Linked DNA regions of Mus musculus: region 2 is linked to region 1. Evidence: chromatin contacts called from ENCODE POLR2A ChIA-PET data. All regions are on one chromosome and are shown on one strand. The core of a region is the stretch at or near the end of the contact, and the rest is flanking DNA. Distances in the headings are between cores, read along the strand shown.

What was found. ChIA-PET counts read pairs that join two places held with the same protein, here RNA polymerase II (POLR2A).
Region 2: POLR2A ChIA-PET joins it to region 1 with 15 read pairs in Patski. The contact joins the promoter of Ypel4 here to the promoter of Ctnnd1 in region 1. POLR2A ChIA-PET finds 5 or more read pairs at or near these places in 3 of 5 experiments (Patski and embryonic stem cell).

The regions. Positions count from the first base shown.
Region 1 is chr2:84,646,523-84,652,477 of GRCm38, reverse strand. It overlaps Ctnnd1 (catenin (cadherin associated protein), delta 1), which reads left to right and starts at 1,738. Exons shown (of 19, transcript NM_001085450.1): 1 at 1,738-2,072.
Region 2 is chr2:84,730,019-84,735,888 of GRCm38, reverse strand. Ypel4 (yippee like 4) reads right to left here and starts at 1,685. Exons shown (of 5, transcript NM_001005342.2): 1 at 1,596-1,685.

The DNA of each region.
Region 1 (5,955 bases), core at 489-2,988:
GTGACCCTCTGGACTCCCCCTCCTATCCATAGGCATTCATATAGCCATGTCTGGCTCTTTACATTGGTGCTGTAATCTGAACCAGGCCCTCATGGTTGAGCAGCAAGTGGGCAGTCTCCACTGAGCTGTCTCTCCAGCAAGAGACAGTTATTTCCATTTTATAGCTAAGGAAACTGAGCTTCAGAGATTATATAATTTGGCCAAGGTCTCATAGTGGTGCAAAAATCTGAACTAGTGTACTTGTAGAGGTGTAGCTGGAAGCCAGCAGTTTGACTGCAGTCTCTCTTCTTAGCCAGTATATCACCATTATAGATTATGAAAGCTTTATGAAGATACATTTTGCAGCAGCCAATAGGAACACACACCTATTGTCCCAGCACTCAGGAGGCAGACACAGGGGGTATCTCTGTGAGCTCAAAGCCAGCCTGCCTGGTCTAGATATCAAGAGTTCTAGGTCAGTCAGGGCTACATAATTAGACCCTGTCTCAAATAATAAAATAAAATAAAAATAAATTAAAAATAGGGCTAGAAGAGGTCACCACCAAGATAATGACCAAAGTTTAACCCCTGGGCCCATATGGAGGAAGGAGAGGACTGATCCCTGCAAATTGTTCTCTGACCTGAGTATGACTGCTGTAGTACATGTGCACTCATGCACACACAAAGAAATCTAATTTAAAAATATATAAGGAGAGACCTTCTAACTCATTATCTTCGTTTAGTAATTAGTGAATAACTAATACCAGTTTTACCAGGTGGTAATATACCTTCAACCCTATAACTCAGAAGTCGGAGGCATGGGGTTTTTGAGTTTGAGGCCAGCCTGGGGTAGAGTGAAATCCTATCTTAAACAAAACAAAGCAACCTCCCCACCAAAGAAAAAAAATTCAACAACAAACACAGCCCCTTCCCCTCATAAACTTTAAAGGAATTCGTAGGAAAACCCCTATAATATTTTATTTAGGTCAAATAAAAAAGGCAGGTAATTTTGGGTTGACTAAACAATAGCATTCTCTTAATTATTTTAACGATGATATTCTTAACTAGTCTACACTCTTTGTTTATTGGATTCTGCCTATTGTCCCAGGCAAACCCATATTGTTTTGATGGGAAGATAGTGCTGGTCCTCAAGGGCTCAGTGGATTCTGCTTCCTTTTAGTTTAGAGAAGAAAGGCTAACAAACTATTAAGAAGTCTAAGCATTTATTTTCTCCATTAGCTTTTAATTCAATTAAGCCAAAACAATGAAATTGAGTTTGTCTCAGATATTTCCTACCATCCCAGTCAGCATATAGTCCAGTTTCTGGGATTTCCTTCCTTCTTTCCTGACTTCCTTTGGGAAAACGCTTTGGGGAAGAAAGCAGCAAACCAAACCGCAGCAAGTAAAGAAAGTAAGCTCTTTTCTGTTTTCCCACCCAGATAGGTAGGGAAAGGGAACAAGACCCTCATCAAAGAGAACTGAGGCTTAGGCGTGCCGTTCTAAAATGCTTTGTTATTTAGCACCTCCCACCTCCCCCCAGATCTGCAGTAATTCCTCAGAGATTGTATAGTCTCCGCTTTAAATATACATATAATATATATGTATAAAACTTCCTCGTCTTTCTCTCTCCCTTTTTTTTTTTTAATTTCCTATAATAAAGTTTCCTATTGGATAAGGTCAGCTCCCTGATTTATGCCTGGTTCCTATTGGAAGCTCGCAGGGGCTGACATCACTTAGGAAAGCTAGGGTAGGGCTGCCAGATCAGTTTGTCACCACCCAGGCTGCCTTGCCTTTGGCTGGGTGCAACTTCCATTTTAGGTGTTGGATCTGAGGGGAAAAGGAGAGAGGGAGAGAGAGGGAGAGAGGGAGAGAGGGAAAGGGAGAGAGAGAGAGAGAGAAAGAGGACGATCAAGAGGGAGGGAGGGAGAGCCAGCGAGCGAGACAGACACGGAGGGAGAGGAGAAAGGCAGGAAAGATCCTGGAACGAGGAAGAGGAAGAGGCGGCGAACCTCGCTGGATTTGTCTTTCTCAGCACATTGGTGAAGCTTTGGGTTTGTTTCTTAAAGGACTGGCTTTAGAAGTCCACATTTGAGGTGTGTGCTTTTTAAATTTTTTTCCTTTTATTAAAAATGTGTGTATTGGGAAAGGGGTAACTCAAGTGGAATTTTTTTCTTAATGGTAACTGGAGGGACTTTTAAAAGGGTGAGAAAGCCTGTTAGTGCTGACGGTGAATTTTAACCAATTATTTTTTTCACTTTTAATACTTTGGAGGTTTCTTGGTATTTTATTTAGTTAAGGAAAAGGTAAAACGTACAAGACCTGGAAACAAACTTCTAGGTGTAATACCGGAAGCTGGTTGGAACCAGGGGTAGAAGTTGTGTAAATTCCTTTTTTTGTGTGTACTTTTATATTATTTTTTTCCCTGGATTTAGCTAACATACTCTTATTTTTCAGAGCTCAAAAAGTTGTTTGGGGGGGGGGGCATGTTGTGTGTGGGTTGGGGAAGGACTCTGCCCTGGTCGGAAGCTGGTCGTACAGATGGCTCTTACCATGTTTCGGAACTTTTAGCCCCCTCACCTTTGAATTTGTGGCAGTGGGAAGTTGCAGGAAGCTTTCGAGTTTCAATGGTATTGTTTTTTCCTTCTGAACGTGAACGGCCCAGAAGGGTTTCAGCGCTGCAGTTCCTGGGTGGATCCCTCTTTCACTTTTCCAGGTGTGGTGGTGGGTGGGAGCCGCTGTCGCCTGCCTGCCTGCCTGCCTGCCTGCCTGCCTAGGAGGCTCTTTGCTTTGCCTTGTGAAAACAAATGGATCTACGTTAACTTGAGTTGCCCTTCCTTCCTTCCTTCCTTCCTTCCTTCCTTCCTTCCTTCCTTCCTTCCTTCCTTCCTTCCTTTTTGTACTAAAAGTCGTTTTAGTGGCACAGATTTGTAAAGGTGTGTGTTAAACTTACTGATATGGTAATGTTTGGCCTTTAAAGGGATAAGGAAATTCTAATCATACTTTCTGTTGACCGGAGTGAAACAGCAAAACACCTGAAAGTCTTTTCTCAGTCCTTTTGGTCTCTGAAAGGTTTGTAGGTTGTAAATAGACGGGTGAAGAGAAACCACTTAATGAAAACTTGGAGTTTGCAAAGCATGTTTGAGAAAGCACAAAGGGAATTTTATTTTTAAGCCACTGGAATGATGCTTTTTTGAGGTGTCTTTTGTTTGTTTGCCTGCTCAATTAACTTACCACTAAGTTAGAACTCTGTTAAAGCTAAAGGCTTGTGACTGGTTCATGTTTTATAATTGACCTTAAGGTTTGCTTGGTTTTGATTTTTTTATATGCATTCTTGGAAATGTGCAGATCCTAGATAATTATATAGCCAACTCTTCAGTAGCTGGAAAATAGGTACTTTCTTCTTTTAAAATGGAAATCAGCATGGAAATTAGAGCTGGAATAGATATTGCTCTAATTGTATCAAGATGGGTCTTAATATCTAAGCTCCTCATTACCTTTAAACTGATATGAATCTTTAATCTTTTGATTTCATAGTCCCTGTCCCCATTTTTTTTAGACTAGAATATTTCCTTGAATATTTTTCTACTGGGAAGACATTCCTTGTGTGATGATTTTGTCCTTGTGCGGTTGTGGCTTCTGGAGGAAACAAGTTTTGTTCCTCTTTTCCTTTCCATATAATTTAGGCAAGGATTACAGGAAAAAATTTGACGAGTGGACCTCAGAATTAAAATAAGTAATTGATAAGAAAGACAAAAGACAATATGTACAGTGTGTTGGGCTATAGTTTTCATTTCCAATTTTTCAATTTTCCTTTGAAATGCTTTTCCAAGGAGATTTCTCAGTGTGTCTTTGGAGGGTCGGTTTGTTGCTGCCACAGTGTCGGTTTCTCACTCAACCTTTAGGGGGAGGGATGAGAGTCTGAAGGAGGAGTACAAAGGCAGTTTGAAAATAGGTTCTGGATGACTGCTGGTGATCTGGGTCCGGCTTGGAAACTGAGCTTTGTGTAGCCGTGTTGCGCAGCATTAGGGTCCAGAACTATTTACAAACTAAGGTATTGTTTGGCCTGCCGTATAGTGAAGAGCCTTTTGAGGTGATAAGATGGAAGATTTTTGTCTTTTACTTCTCCTTCCTTGGTTCTTTCTGGAATTACAGGAAAGAGTACAGATAAGTAAATCTTTTATTTTGCTATTATTTTTATTTTTTGTGCTTATTTTGGTTTTGGGGTGAAAATGATGACAAATGAGTATGAAATGTATAGATTTTCTTTCCTTGTTTGCTTTATATGGAATTCAGTTAGTTTCTTTGTTACGTGAGTAAGGTAGTGGGTCTGAGTTTCAGGTGTGTGTGGTTGGTTAGATAGAGTGCTAGTGCCTTTCTTAGGATTCCGGTATGGAGGGGGGGGGTGCTCATCATGGTTTCAGCTGGTCTAAAATTGGGACTCTTGGAAATCTTAGAAAGGGGAAAGCTTCCTGTAATCACATGCCAGCCTTAGGTTTATCAAATAATTGTTCCTAGGGGTAGATGAGACAGGATGCAGGCAGATAAATTCGGCTTAGATCACTATCAATTGCAATATCAAAATATTTAGCTGTGTATAATTTATTGCTTTCTATTGTGGTAGGTGACGGCCCTCTGTTAGTATCTTGTAGGTCTTCCCATCCTTTACCCTCCCTGTCATTGTTTTATTTTACTGTGTGCTAAGCATTTTGCATAGACTACTTAGTCTCTAATAACCATTTTTTAAAAATGAATTTGAGACAAAGAAGCTGGGGTTTGCTTAAACATCTCATTATTTAATTGGTGGAGGTCAAGATTGACCCTGGTCTGATTGAGTACAGAGTCAATGAATTTAACCAGGGGTACATTGCCATTACCCAAAGAGAATGGACATAACAGCTGGGACTAAAATAAATGAAGACTTGCTTTAGGCAGGAGTGTTTTCGTAGTTACTTACAGGCACCAAGTTCGGACAGTGTATATAAAAGACCAGTTTCTTTAGAGCAAGTGAGAGCTGAATATGCTGGCATAGATATCTTAGCCCTAAAAGCAGGGTACATGCCACTGCCGTTCCATTAGTCTCTTTTTTTCCCTTTTGTAGTGCTGGGGATTGAACTAGGAGCCTCACACAGGCAAGGCAAGTTCTCTGCCATTGAGCTCATCGCCAGTCATGCTTGCTTGCTTGTTTATTTTGAGACAGGCTTTCTCCATGTTGCTCTGGTTGTCCTGGAACTCTGTTGACTAGGCTGGCCTTGAACTCACAGAGATCTGCCTCTGCCTCCAAAGTGCTGGGTCTAGTGGCATGCACTACCACGTCCTGTTGCTCTTTATTTTTAACTTCTGGGATTTGCCTCAACCTTCGTTTGCTTATTAATGAAATTTTGTCTTCCAGAGAATTTTCAGCTCTTTGGGTTGAATGAAAAGCTTGGAGGTAGTTGTAATAAATATGTTTGTCATAATGAATTAAAAATGACTATCTTTCACTCTAGACTTTGAGGTGCTTGTGTGTAGGTACTTTCTTATCTCTATCCCTTCATTACCTATGGTGGTGTCTGCTATAAACAGAGGTGCTCAGTAAGCCTTGTTTAATTAAGGTACTTGATGGGAATTAGTGGGGACTGAGAAGGCTTAAATGGAGACAGGAATCAGAACAACATGAATTAATTGCATTCCCGTGTAATTTTGATACTCTCATGGTAACCTGTAGTGTAGATTTTTTATTTATTGCATTCCATTTTTCTGTTTACATACATTTCATTGTGTTAGGTGGTGAAGGGCAGGCCCCTGCTCCTGCTAAGGCCAGGTGTATGGAAGTCAGAACAATTAGGACATGGGAGAGAATCTGTTCCCGTCCCACGGTTAGAACTCAAGTCCGGATGCTTGGTGTCAGGTTCCTTTATCCTCCAGACATTTCACCAACCCTAATAATTTCTTTGGGGTGGAATCTCACGTAACTGAGTGAGGATCAACTTGAATGTG
Region 2 (5,870 bases), core at 436-2,935, 83 kb before region 1:
TCTTTCTTCCAGCAAGTCTGACAGCTAGGCCCGTGGAAAGTAGGCAGCACATCAGAAGCCAGGCTTCTGGGCTGTGTGCTATAGAGTGAGAGCAACCTTAATAGGAGACAACAGGGTAAGGGGACACCTTATTTTTAAAAGCTGGGCTTTAGGGCACAAGGCAGAAAACATTTCTCCTCCCAGGAGCTAGAGCAAATGCCAGTGCCAGGACAGCAACAGTGAGATAATTGCGGGGATAAGAATCCTGAGACGCTGGGATCTGCTCACACTCCAGTCCCAAAGTAGCTGAGTGCACTGCAGGCAGAGGATAAGGAGGGAAGTGTCTTCTGTTAACTCCGATAAGCAGGTGATGTGCCTCTGCCTCTCTAGTGGAGCATCCTGCAGCTGTAGGTGGGGTGGCCTGTGTCTCCTTCAGAGATGCCCGCTAAGTGCTCTCGTGATGCTAGACCACCAAGCAGAGGAGGCAGCACAGCTTCAGTTACCCACATAAACAGTCTGTTCTCCTGTCCTCCATGGTGGCCATGAGCACCCGATTCTTCTACTGTCTCGAAGGGCTGTCATGCAGTCTCCACAAATCCCCCTGGGTGAGACCATCTTCAGTTTTTGGTCCTCTACTGTTGTCTTGAGTCCCAGGAAGACACCTTGGGCTTAGTTCAGGGTGACATTGTATTCTGGCCCTTCTTGCTACAGTTCAGCATCACTTCCATGATCTTCCTTCAAGTTTGCCTGTAGTTCACCTCAAGGTGCCACCTTGAAACACCTACTTCAAGGGACCAGGAGATGCCAGGTTTGCCCCCTCCCGCTATCTTCTTCCCTAGCCCTGTCCTTCTGTCACTGTCACGCCTCCCTCCCTGTCCCTTTCTGCTTCTCTGTCCAGCAGAGGAGAAGCTGCAAAGGACAAAAAAATAAAATTAAATTAAAAAATCATAAAAAGGAGAGTTGGGGTCACTTCTCCCATTTCTGCCCTCTCTCGTCATGGGGTGAAGCAAATCGGGGAAATTACTGAGGTCAGAAAACAAAACAAAGGTGAGTGCTGGGAAGAGGACGAGTCCCTGAAGCTGAGATGAGGCTGGACTGTGGGAGGTGGGGGGAGCAGAAGGGCTTGTGCCTGGGAAGACTGGCAACTGAGAGCCTAAGTGACAAGGCAGAGACAGGTGGAACCAGGTGCGAATCCAGTGCCTCTCAGGGAATAAAAAGGGGAGGGGGACTTGTGCTCACAACGGATGTATTCAATTGCTTTGAGTTTTCGCCTCCCCCTGGACCAGGCATTTTCAGTATGGTATGGTCCGAATAATTAGCAGAGCAGCCAGCTCCCAGGGCTGACTCTGGGGGTCTGCACCGGTAGCAAAAACAATAAACAGTGATGTCTGATGCCGCAGCCAAAGTTGCCGGGAAATAAGTGCGAGAGAATCGTCAGAGCTTGGGGAAGGATGGAGGAGCTGAGAGAGAGGAGGGAGCGGAGGCAGCAGGGAGGGGGAAGGGAGGACAAAGGGTGGATGAATAATGCTTTTGCAAAGGAGAGAAAGCAACACACAGCAGGAAGAGGTAATTTGCGAAGGGGAAAAATTGATTTGGAGAAGGGCTGCCCCCCTCACCTTGAGGTCTGCTCCAGAGATCTCCGTCTATCTCTTTCAATCTCTCTGTTCACTCTTCTCTCTTCTCTGTTGGTTCCTTCAATTGGGAAGGGGATGGGATTGGGGGAGGGTAGTTGAGGGGCTGAGGTCTGGGACTGCAGGCTGGACAGCTGCTGGGGGGCAGAGGTTGCCTCTTGCTCTGTACCTCGGTCTGTGGGTAAATGTGGCTGTGTGTTGTGGAACTGCATCATAACACTGTGAGTCATCCAACCCCCCACCCCCCTCACCTCCCACGTCAGAGCAGGGCTGGGAGACACAGGAGGCGGGTTGAGAGGGAGGGAGGGGGCAGGCATCAAGGGACCAGGCTAGAGGGGTGATGTTAGGGAGTGGGGGCAGAGAGATGGCTGGCATAGGGGTGTCGATGTAGGTGGTAAGGAAAAGGAGAAATAGGTTGTTAAGGAGCAAGGCTGTGTGACCAAGGAAACGGAACCCGAAGAAGGGCAGGGATGGAGTGAGGGTGGCAGGGAGGGAGCAAGGATGGTGAAGTGAGGTGGATCTAGAGAGAGCCAGGAAGTACACTCGCACTCAACATGATACATTTCCACTTCAACTCTGACATCAGCTCTGATGCAGGGTAAGGTAAAGAAGGATATATTAATTGTCATGGTTGACAAACCAGGCTCTCAAATGTGTTCAGTACTGAGTACTTGGAAGCTTTAATGTCCATTTCATGGCCCCAAAGAAGCCATAGGTCAAATATGACATCTTAAACCCAGGAACCTCTTATCAACTCCCTCCAAACGGTTTGTGCTGCCAATGGAGACACCTATGTGACATGAGGTTCTTAACAGAGCTGTGAACTTTCAGATCCTCAGGGGAACTTCACTCTGCATCCCAAGACTGCAGTGTCTATTGCAAAGTCCAGCATGCTGAAGATATTTGCAAAATAGTTGTTTGCTTTCATCTTCAGACAAGGGCTATGTGTCTGGCTTTGATATCCAAGACACCGGTGTTGAAATCTTAGCTTTGCCAATTATTCACCAGGAACCCTGGGCAAATGACTAATCCTCCTGCACTATACAATTCCTCTTCTGACCAGTGAAGCTAATTCTATTTACCTCCAGAAGAAGTGACTATGTGAGACAGCTTGTAAATTTCCAAAGTGCCTGACATATGATAGGCACTAAGTAAAGAGTAATGAAATTTTAGGTTGTTCCCTCCTTTTGTACTTAACTTTTTTTTGGGGGGGGGTGGTGTTCGAGACAGGGTTTCTCTGTATAGCCCTGGCTGTCCTGGAACTCATTTTGTAGACCAGGCTGGCCTCGAACTCAGAAATCTGCCTGCCTTTGCCTCCTGAGTGCTGGGATTAAAGGCGTGCACCACCACGCCTGGCCTGTACTTAACTTTTAAAATTAGCATTCTAAATTGAATTTTGTTATGGGTTAGTGTTATTTTTATTTTTTTAAGATTTGTTTACTTTATGTATACGAGTACACTGTAGCTGTCTTCAGACACACCAGAAAAGAGTGTCAGATCCCATTACAGATGGTTGTGAGCCACCATGTGGTTGCTGGGAATTGAACTCAGGACTTTTGGAAGAGCAGTCAGTGCTCTTAACCGCTGAGCCATCTCTCCAACCCCCAGGATTAGTGTTATTTCAAAACAGCATTCTCTACATGGGGCAATGAGATGGGCAGGACTGCAAATTCCAGGCCAGTCTGTGTGTCCTGGTAAGATAAGGAGTGGATAAACAGAAACTCTGAACCAATACAGGTGGGAACCATCATCATCATCATCATCATCTCAGAGCATGACTCAAGCTCAGAGGGGATTTTCTATTACAGTTTTGATATTTCAAGAGACATGATGCCAAATGTTTGTCTTATAGAGGGATTACATTTTCCCTTGCTAATTTTTTTACAGTTTTATTTACTTAATTTATATGAGTACACTGTCACTGTCTTCAGACACACCAAAGAGGGCGTCAGATTCCATTACAGATGGTTGTGAGCCACCATGTGGTTGCTGGGAATTGAACTCATCTGGAAGAGCAGCCTTGGTCTTAACTGCTGAGCCATCTCTCCAGCTCCACTATTTATTTATTTATTTATTTATTTAAAATCAGCTTCCAGGTAAAATTCATCTGACCTGGAACACTTTCCATGGAGTGCAGTACTGTGTCTGTCACTAAATTATGTGGGCCCAGAACACGCACCCATCCACAAGACAGAACTCCATTTTATTTCATAGGCTAATTTTCAGAAAATGAAAACTGAAACAGACTCATGGAGAGTAGTTTTGCTATCTATCTCTCTTCTCACATGTGAGGGGTGAAGATTAAGGCAGGGAAAACAGGTAAAGAAAGATCCCATGGGTCCTGTAAGAAGAAAGGGAGATTCTGAATACTCAATTGGGATCAAGTCTGGCGTGTAGGTAAGCTCTGAAGACACAGTGTGTGTATCATGAGGGTTAGTACTAGAGGCCTGAAAATGAGAAGAGCTGGCTGAAGAAAGAAGGACTCTGAAATGATGGTTAGCATCATTCAGGAAGCTGAGGTGAGAGGATCTCTCTCAGTAAGCAGCCAGCCTTAAGTACACAGGGAGTTGCAGGCCAGTCTGGGCTACAGTGTGAGCCTCTGCCTAAAAACAGGCACGCTGGTCATGATGGCTCATGTCTGTGATCCCAGCACTGCAGAAGCAGAGATGGGAGGATCCAGAGTTCAAGGCTCTCAAAATACAAAAGCCAGAAAGAAAGATGGCGGGTGTAACAGATAAAAATGGTAATACTGGAGTTGTGAAGATGGCTCAGCAGGTAAATGCACTTGCTTTCCAAAAGCCTGACTGAAAACCTGAGATCAGTCCCCAGACAGAATCTCTGTCAAGGTCAAAGGACAGGGTCCACTCCAAAGCGTTGTCCTCTGGCCTCTGCACTGTGGCACATTGCCACCCCCACATCATCACCATGACACGCAGCATGATGAGCCCAACAAAGGAAAAAGAAAAGAAGGATAAGAGGAAGATGACTTTGAGGGTCCAGGCTTGAGGAAAAGCAGAGAACAGCCTCTAGGCTGTAGAATTAGAGCTGGAAGCAAAAGGGATGTTCATAAACTTAAATCAACAAAGAAACAAAACTATCAAAGGTTTAGCTGTAGAGAAGGACCAGGACACAGGACAGAGTGATGGGGTGTCCTACGGGGGTCGGGTGCAGGCAGACTGCCAGAGTGCCTGGTGAGATTGGAAATGAAGAGAGTGCAGGCAACAAGCACACTCAAATGGCTTGTATACCGTCCTTTTTCTGTATTTAAGAAGTGAAGTGGAGCAGAGTGTGGTGGTGGTACACGCCTTTAATTCCAGCACTCGGGAGGCAGAGGCAGGTGGATTTCTGAGATCGAGGCCAGCCTGGTCTACAGAGAGAGTTCCAGAACAGCCATGGCTACATGGAGAAATCCTGCCTTGAAAAATCAAAAAAAAAGAAGAAAAAAAAAAAAAAGAAAAAAAAGAAGTCAAGTGGAGAGCAATCTCAAAGGGAGGAGAGGGCTCTTGCTGATTTCAGCTTGAGATGGTTATACACTATCTGAGGAAAGATGAGATGGTTATACACTATCTGAGGAAAGATGCCTTTCAGGTAACTGGGACGCATTGAAAGTGGAAGCAAAGAACCAGACTGGGAAGAGTGAGTTCCGAAGAAAAAGGATTAGGCTACATGCTTGCTAATGGAAGTCTAGAGCTAAAATTCTGAAGAATGAAAAAGGATCAGCCTATGCCGAATAGTTCGTTGAAAAGCTAATGCCTGCATGGTGAATGAATGGCGTAACTAAATCACATCTCCAAAGAAAACTGTGAGAGGTGACAACTACCTGCCTGAAAACTGAGTGCTAGGTAAGACCAGCAAGAGAAAGGTAGACCAGAAAGTTCCCCTGATCTCTCAGTTCAAATTCATCATGTGGGCAAGGATGAACAAAGTATTCACCTGCTTTAAAAACCAAACAAGGGTTGGAAAGATGGCTTAGCAATTGCAGCTCACAGTTATTGGTAACTCCAGTTCCAGGAAATCAGGCCTCTTCTGATCTAGAAGCGCATCAGGCATGCACACAATGCACACACATACTTGTGGACAAAACACTCTTCTACATAAAAATATGTGGGGCAGTTGTGGTTCACACCTTTAGGTCCAACATTCAAGAGGCAGAGGCAGAGAAGATGGATCTCTGAGTTCAAGGCCAGCCTGGTCTATGGAATGAGTTCCAGGAAAGCCAGGGCTACACAGAGAAACCCTTTCTTGAAAAACTGAAACAAA